2 separate regions of the Homo sapiens genome follow, and region 2 is linked to region 1. Evidence: chromatin contacts called from ENCODE Hi-C or POLR2A ChIA-PET data. All regions are on one chromosome and are shown on one strand. Each heading gives the region's core, a stretch centred on a gene start or an enhancer-like site at or near the end of the contact. The rest is flanking DNA. Distances are from core to core; before and after follow the strand shown.

Evidence for each region. A loop is a pair of places that touch in the nucleus more often than their neighbours do. ChIA-PET counts read pairs that join two places held with the same protein, here RNA polymerase II (POLR2A). Pooled maps may share reads with other maps.
Region 2: a map of posterior vena cava shows a loop between it and region 1 (2.9-fold over the local background). The contact joins two enhancer-like sites. A Hi-C loop is called at or near these places in 2 of 168 maps with a recorded cell type or tissue (heart right ventricle and posterior vena cava), 3 of 37 single-sample maps with no recorded cell type and 5 of 50 pooled maps. POLR2A ChIA-PET finds 5 or more read pairs at or near these places in 3 of 52 experiments (WTC11, activated CD8-positive, alpha-beta memory T cell and endothelial cell of umbilical vein).

The regions. Positions count from the first base shown.
Region 1 is chr15:85,329,314-85,332,952 of GRCh38, reverse strand. No RefSeq gene overlaps it. Among named protein-coding and RNA genes, the nearest start is that of MIR7706, 49 kb to the left of the region's middle. RefSeq lists enhancers at 1,254-1,563, 1,654-1,733, 2,416-2,585, 2,787-3,116, 3,177-3,366. Within about 2 kb of position 1,757, at least 32 of the 41 ENCODE cell types and tissues checked have a DNase peak (open chromatin) inside an H3K27ac peak, as active enhancers do; they include heart right ventricle, where a contact is called at or near this core.
Region 2 is chr15:85,525,143-85,528,781 of GRCh38, reverse strand. The region is part of intron 3 of AKAP13 (A-kinase anchoring protein 13); the gene reads right to left. Among named protein-coding and RNA genes, the nearest start is that of AKAP13, 150 kb to the right of the region's middle. Within about 2 kb of position 1,646, at least 10 of the 41 ENCODE cell types and tissues checked have a DNase peak (open chromatin) inside an H3K27ac peak, as active enhancers do; they include heart right ventricle, where a contact is called at or near this core.

The DNA.
Region 1 (3,639 bases), core at 508-3,007:
CTGGCTAACACGGTGAAACCCCGTCTCTACTAAAAGTACAAAAAATTAGCCAGGCGTGGTGGCACGTGCCTGTAGTCCCAGCTACTTGGGAGGCTGAGGCAGAAGAATGGCGTGAACCCAGGAGGTGGAGCTTGCAGTGAGCTGAGATAGTGCCACTACTCTCCAGCCTGGGCGACAGAGAGAGACTCTGTCTCAAACAAACAAACAAAAAAGAAATCCTAAAAGTATACAAGGAACAAATGGTGGTTACCTGTGTTTGTGGCAAGGAGACAGATGGGGGAAACTGACAATCCGGGGGTCAGCAGACAGGAGACTTTGTATTGTATACCTTTCTACAGTTTTGATTTTTTTTTTTTTTTGAGCCAGAGTCATGCTCTGTCACCCAGGCTGGAATGCAGTGGCATGATCTTGGTTCACTGCAACCTCTACCTCCTGGGCTCAAAAGATTCTCCTACCTCAGCCTCCCCAGTAGCTGGGATTATAGGCACATGCCACCACGCCGGGCTGATTTTTGTATTTTTAATGGAGATGGGGTTTCACCATGTCGGTCACGCTGGTCTCAAACTCCTGACCTCAGGTGATCTGCCCACCTTGGCCTGCCAAAGTGCTGGGATTACAGGCATGAGCCCCCGCGCCTGGCCCCCTTTCTACGGTTTTGATTTTTGAATCATATGACTATATTACCTGATTACAAGCCAAATCAAACAAACAAGCATCATAGCTCTGTCATTGTTACCAGCTGACCCTGGCAAGTTACTTAACCTCTTCCAGTCCTACTTTCCACATTAGAGAAATGGGGATATTTATATTTGCCCCACCGGGCTGTGAGGTCACTGAACATCACTAACAATGGAACGTAGAAAGCACTAAACACAGAGCGGGGCGGGGTAGGGGGAATGGGTGCTCCCAAAGGGTGGGTCATACCCCTTCCCTATAGCAATGCCAGCATCTCTCAGGTGTTGTGTGTGATTGTCATGTGTTGGCTCACATTTCTCAAGAAGCACTTCAGGAGCCACTTTCTGCTGCTTGCCTTGTTGTGAATCTGTCCGAGTCCTCACCCCAGTTAAAAATGTCCAGTGACCTTAAGAGTTCAAGCACCTCTGAACACTCCTCTGGTAGGTGGGGCAAGCCTCTAGAAACTTCTGCTTCACTTTTCTGCTTGATTGATTTCTCCCCACTCAGCTCCCCCTGCAGAGTCAACTCCCACTCACCCTCCCGGGGAGCAGTCCCCGCCTCAGGTACCTCACTGTGACAGAAGCCGGCTCACTGAACACTGAACATTTGGACAGTATTTGGGTCCATTCTGTCTCCATCTCGCTCGATTGCCCTCTCTCTGAATCGGTTCTCTGGGCTTCAGAATCCTAGTGAAGTCAGAGGACAGTTGCCTCTCATCAGAGAACCAAAACCTTCTGCCCCCAGGCAGTGTCCCTTAGGAGGCCACTTGGCACATCCAGCTCTCCCTTGGTAACTTAGAGGCCCCGGGGTGCTCTAACTTCCAGGCTGGCATGTGATCTCCTGCAGGCCTGTGTAGAGAGCCCTCAGCGGGGCGGGAGGATGTGAGGAAAGAACAGAGTGTTCCAGGCAGAACAAAGCCAGCTGCAAATTTGCTCAGGCCCTTTCGTTTCTTCCTTGAAGGGACCAAGTGCAGCCTCTAGCGGCTGCTTCCGGACATGGTCATGGGAGTCAGACCTGTGGGACTTGTGGGACTTGTTCACCTTAAACTGGGCCACAGCTCCGGAGCCTGAGGAGGCAGCAGGACTTGCTGACATGGTTCTTTGAAAACCTTCACCAGGCAGAGTTGTGGTCTGTTCCGCAGGCCAGTGCATGAGTCAGACTGAACCTGTACCCCACGCAGCTCAGGTCCAGGGTTCAGGACCAGGCTGATTTCTGCAGTGAGCTCAGCTTCCTAACCCACAAGGGCGTGCAGAACTCCCCCTTGCTCCTTCCTGTAGCTGCGCCCTCGGCCCTACCCTCCTCCCCAGCAGATCTGTTCCCCACCTCGATTGTCATGGGCTGTCTGCAGCGATGGCAGGGGTTTGCAGCTGTTAGTGGCTGCTTTCCTTGAAGTTCTTCTTTGCACAGATCCTGAGACTTGATATTTGTTGAATGAACAACATCAATCCAATTTGAGTAGGTTGAAAGCAGACCTGAAGTTGAACCGGACCCATTCGCCTTAACTTATTTTCTAGGTTATTTAAAAACGTATATCAACTCCTCTTACAAATTTTGGTATTGTGGAATGCTATGTTGGAAATACTAATCAAATAGATCTCTCTTCTTTCATGGAACACCAGTATAAATTCTCTGTTCCCTAATGAAAACAAACAAACCCCCCAAACAAAAGCACCAAACACTTGAGCTCTCATAGGGTACATGAAACTATTTCAGGGGTTAGGCACGGCATTTCCTCTAACTCAAGGTGAATCCCTTTAGGGCACTCAAAGGGCTGCAGCACAGCATTTACTTTTTTCCACATATTCCTTCAAATTTCTGTTTTCTGTATTACCAGCTACCATCCACAGAGAGTCATAAATCCCCTGGAGGAGTCGTATGTGATCCCACGTGATTAACTTTGCATCTGTTTTGCAGCTGTTCACTCTGCAGTTTTATTTTGCCTTTTGGAAACCTCAGAGCAGTGCTTCTCAAATGTTAACGTGCATACGATGAATCACGTGGGCATCTTGTTAAAATGCAGAGTTTTGAGTCGAGGGTCTGGGGAGGGCTGAGATTGTGCACTTCTAAGGAGATGCCAGGTGGTGCTAATTCTGCTGCACTGGACACCACACTTAGAGTGGCGAGGTCACTAAATAATAGGAGCAAAAGGATCGTGAGAACACCGACATCAGTGAGAAGGAGGCTGGCTGCAGAGACCATGGTAGGAGGAGTTTTCCTTGGTGATTCTGCTCTTCTCTCCGCGCCCTTTCACTTTCCCTTTCCTTGTAAATATCCTTTACTGTGGTCTTTCTTTGATTAAAGAGAAACTGTGTGAGCAGAGCCAAAGGCCACGTTCATCTATGGGTAGCATCTATGCTTCTTCAGGTCGTCTGGGCTGGAAGAAAACAAAAAAGTTCTGCAGCCAGAGATAACTGAAACCAGTGAGACTTCTGCAGCTCGTGTGTGCGCACCCAGAAACAGACCCAAAGCCAGCAGTTTCAGTTCCCTCAACTTAATTTTACTAATGTGATAGAGAGGCAGCAAACATCTGCAAGGAACCAGAAATCCTTCCTTTACGTGTGCTGTAATCTAAAACAGTTTCTCAACCGTGGTGCCGCTGACATCTTGGGCTGCCTAACAGTTTGCTGACCAGGAGGCCGAGTGTCCTGTGCACTGCAGGCTGTTTGGCAGCATCCCTGGACTCTACCCACAAGATGCCAGCAGCACTCCCAAGCTATGACAACCCAAAATACCTCCAGACATTGCCAGATGTCAACTTGAGGGGCAAAATTGCCCCCTGGTTGAGAATTACTGGTGTAGGATAGATAAGGTAGAATCTGTCAGTTCTACAGAATGTCTACCTTCCCCATAGGGAAAGAAAGTTTTTTCTTCATACTTGTGGTAATTTCCAAACGTTTCTGTAATAAACATGTTTTACTTTTATAGTTAGAAACAACTATTTGGAAAAAGAAAATAAAATGTTTT
Region 2 (3,639 bases), core at 397-2,896, 200 kb before region 1:
TCTGAACTTCTCACACTATCAAGTCCACTTACAAGACAAATATAAATTATGGGGTGGGAGAAGTCTGCTCCCAGCTGAGTAAACTGTAGGGATCCTCATCAAGTATGCTGGCAATTAGCTGTCAAGTAGAAAATATTAGGTTTGAACTCCAGCTCCACTGCAACAGATTTGGTTATCCTGAGAAAGTCATTCAACCTTGAAGCCTGTTTTCCTTGTACACAAAATGAGAACACCATCAACCTTACGGATTGTTAAAAACATTAGAGCTGTGCACAAAGTATCTGGCATAAAATGGGCAACTAAAACTGGTAGTTTTTATTATTAGCTATTAAAATGCTTCTGTTTAGGAAACTCAAGGAAAACAGATCCCTAATACTCTACAAAGAGCTTCTCCAGCATGGCCCAACAAAGCTTGCCATTGGCACTATAGAACTAAAAAAATTAAGTGAGGAGGGAAAGAATAAACAAAAACACAAGGAGCACCTAGGTGAGAAACAAAAACTTAACTACTGATGACCCTCTTAAAATCACCTAATCTGCACCTTTTTTATGCTGGCAGGTCAGGAGGTGTGTGTGTGCGAGGTTGGGAGAGCTCTCCTGCAGGCTCCTTCTCACTATATGGAGCACCGCACCCATGGAAACGAAATATTGCTACTGATAAACAAAACTGCTGAAGCACAGCCCAAGAATTACTTCATTTCCTATTAAGCTAAAAGTGGAATGCATCCCATCTGGGCCCTCTCTTTTGAGGATGAAACAATAGGAACTTTGTTTCATCAGCTATCCAAAAAGAAACCCTAAAAGTGTTTGCTGGGCCAGCCAAGCCCAGTCCCACACAGATGTCACCTTCTAAGAGAAAAAATGATGGAAAATATAAAAATAATATCTTTATTACTTCAGTTTCGCATCAAAGTCTCTAAAAATCTGGTGTCTTTTTCTTCCTTATGAAGTGTCTATGATAGGGTTAAAGGAAACAAATTTTCAGTCTTCAGATTCAGACTCTAATAGGAAATAGGATTATGTGCAGAAGTATACACCCACTGCTGGGTTTTGGGGACCTAATAGTAGTGTGCAAATTTGGTATATGTGTAAAATGTCTCTATGTGTACAGGAGTATTTAATCAGAAGAGAACAAAGAGTAGGCACAGGAATTTCACCATGAGCATTTTAGAGGAGGAAGGAGAGATTTAATGCTAAAAATGTGCTCCGCTATATTCCAGCCCACACCTCTAAGGCAGTGTTTCTCAGCCTTTTCTTCCATTATCATATCCCAAAGAGCCTTTTCAGACATTATTCTCTACTCACTCCTCACTTCATGAAACTTTAATACCACAGATATACCACAAATTTGTGTAACTGTGTTTTATATATCACTGTAAGTTTTTTTTGGTCCCAAAAGGCAATTTTCACCCCCTTGGGAGGATATCACTCCCTTAATATTGTATGCCCTAGGATTCCAGTGCTGTGTTCATGGTTCCAAAGTTATGAAATATATAATTTCCTCCTAACATTACAACAGGGCCGGGTGCGGTGGCTCACGCTTGTAATCCCAGCACTGTGGGAGGCCAAGGCGGGCGGATCACGAGGTCAGGAGATCAAGACCATCCTGGCTAACACGGTGAAACCCCGTCTCTACTAAAAAACACAAAAACTTAGCCGGGCGTGGTGGCGGGCGCCTGTAGTCCCAGCTACTCGGGAACTCGGGAGGCTGAGGCAGGAGAATGGCCTGAACCCAGGAGGCGGAGCTTGCAGTGAGCAGAGATCGCGCCACTGCACTCCAGCCTGGGCGACAGAGCGAGACACCCTCTCAAAAAAAAAAAAAAAAAATTACAACTAAGGACAGTAGACAACAGATTTTTTTCCTCTTCAACTAGTTCTCACTCTGTTTTTCCAGTATAACCACTATATGTACTAACTAGCATTAGGACAGTAATTTAAGTTTTCTAGAATATAAAATCTCATCTGTCTAGAGATAGCTTGAGAGTATTTCAGAATAGGGAGACTGTTAGAAAAAGTCCAATAAAAATAACTGATTACCTTGACAGGCGTTGCCAGGGGCAGGGCCAGGCTGGGGGATGGGGGGTGTCAGAATTCTCTAATGAAGCCCATTAAATTAAAAGTCTACAACTTCTTTTCAAATATGCTATTCCATTTGGTAATACTGGACACCTGCTGCTAGAAAGTAATTCTTGGTTGACGAGAAATGAAAGAGGCCAGGTATGGTGGGTCACGCCTGTAATCCCAACACTTTGCTAGGTGGAGGCAGAAGGATCACTTAGACCAGAAGTTTGAGACCAGCTTGGGCAACACAGGGAGACACCATCTACACACACACACACGTGCCAGCCACTTATGATGGACACACACACGTGCCACTTACGATGGTGAGTGCTACTTGGGAGGCTGAGGTATAAGAATAACTTCAGCCTGGGAAGTCAAGCCTGCAATGATCTGTGATTGTGCCACTGCACTTCAGCCTGGACAAAAGAGTGAGACTCTGTCTCAAAACAAAACAAAAAAAAAGAGAGAAAGAAAAAGAAAGACATAACATATTATAACTCAGACCATTTGTTGCAATCTGGGCTGCAATTTTTTTCTTTAAACCCAAAAGAACTTCTGATCAGGTAAATGTATTATTCTTTTTTAATGACAAATCTACTTTATAAAGTACCCTCCCTTATCAGTGAAAAAGAAAAGGAAAATATAACAGAGCTGAGTCAAATTTGGAGTCAATAAAGGTTTGTAGTTCTTCAAACAAGAACTCTTGCTGTGAATTCTAAAAATAAATAACAGACATGCTGAAAATAGATTTCATTTTATGAAAGATTCTGCACCAAAGCCTTTTACAAAAATAGTATACAAAACCCACTAAACATCCTGTTCCATCTTCCACTATGAAATCACTGCTTGGTCTAAATTCACAGTTTCATTAATAAAAATGAACACAATAAAACAGTACTCTATGCCCCCATCCCACCCCAACAATTATCTTCAAAGGATGTCCAGATTTTGTACACTATTTGCCAATCCTACATAGGTCTTAAAAAAACAAATCTCAGCTTTAGAGGAAAATCACTAGTTAATTAAAATGTCATTTAGGGTTGTATTTGTTTTCTATGAAGGGACAATAATGGAATATTTTACTTTCATTTATTACTAAGGCAAGATCTTTCATTACTAGAAGTATACTTCCATCTCAAGCTATGTTTCAAGGCAAATTATATTCTTGAACTAGCCACTTTCATAGGTGTTTTAAATGTAATATTTTATTATAACGCTTTGGTTAGCCTCCAGTGTTAATCAGCACAAAGATGGATTTATTTTCAAAAGACAGGACATTCTTTTCAGCCTTCAGAATGTTTTCATCAAAAATTACTATGTATCATAAAAATAACATGCTCACTGTAAACATTTAAACAATTCAGGCTGGGCACGGTGGCTCACAACTGTAATCCCAGCACTTTGGGAGGCCAAGGCAGGTGGATCACGAGGTCAGGAGATCGAGACCATCCTGGCTAACACGGTGAAACCCTGTCTCTACTAAAAATACAAAAAAATTAGCCAGGTGTGGTGGTGGGCACCTGTAGTCCCAGCTACTCGGAGGCTGAGGCAGGAGGATGGCGTGAACCCAAGAGGCGG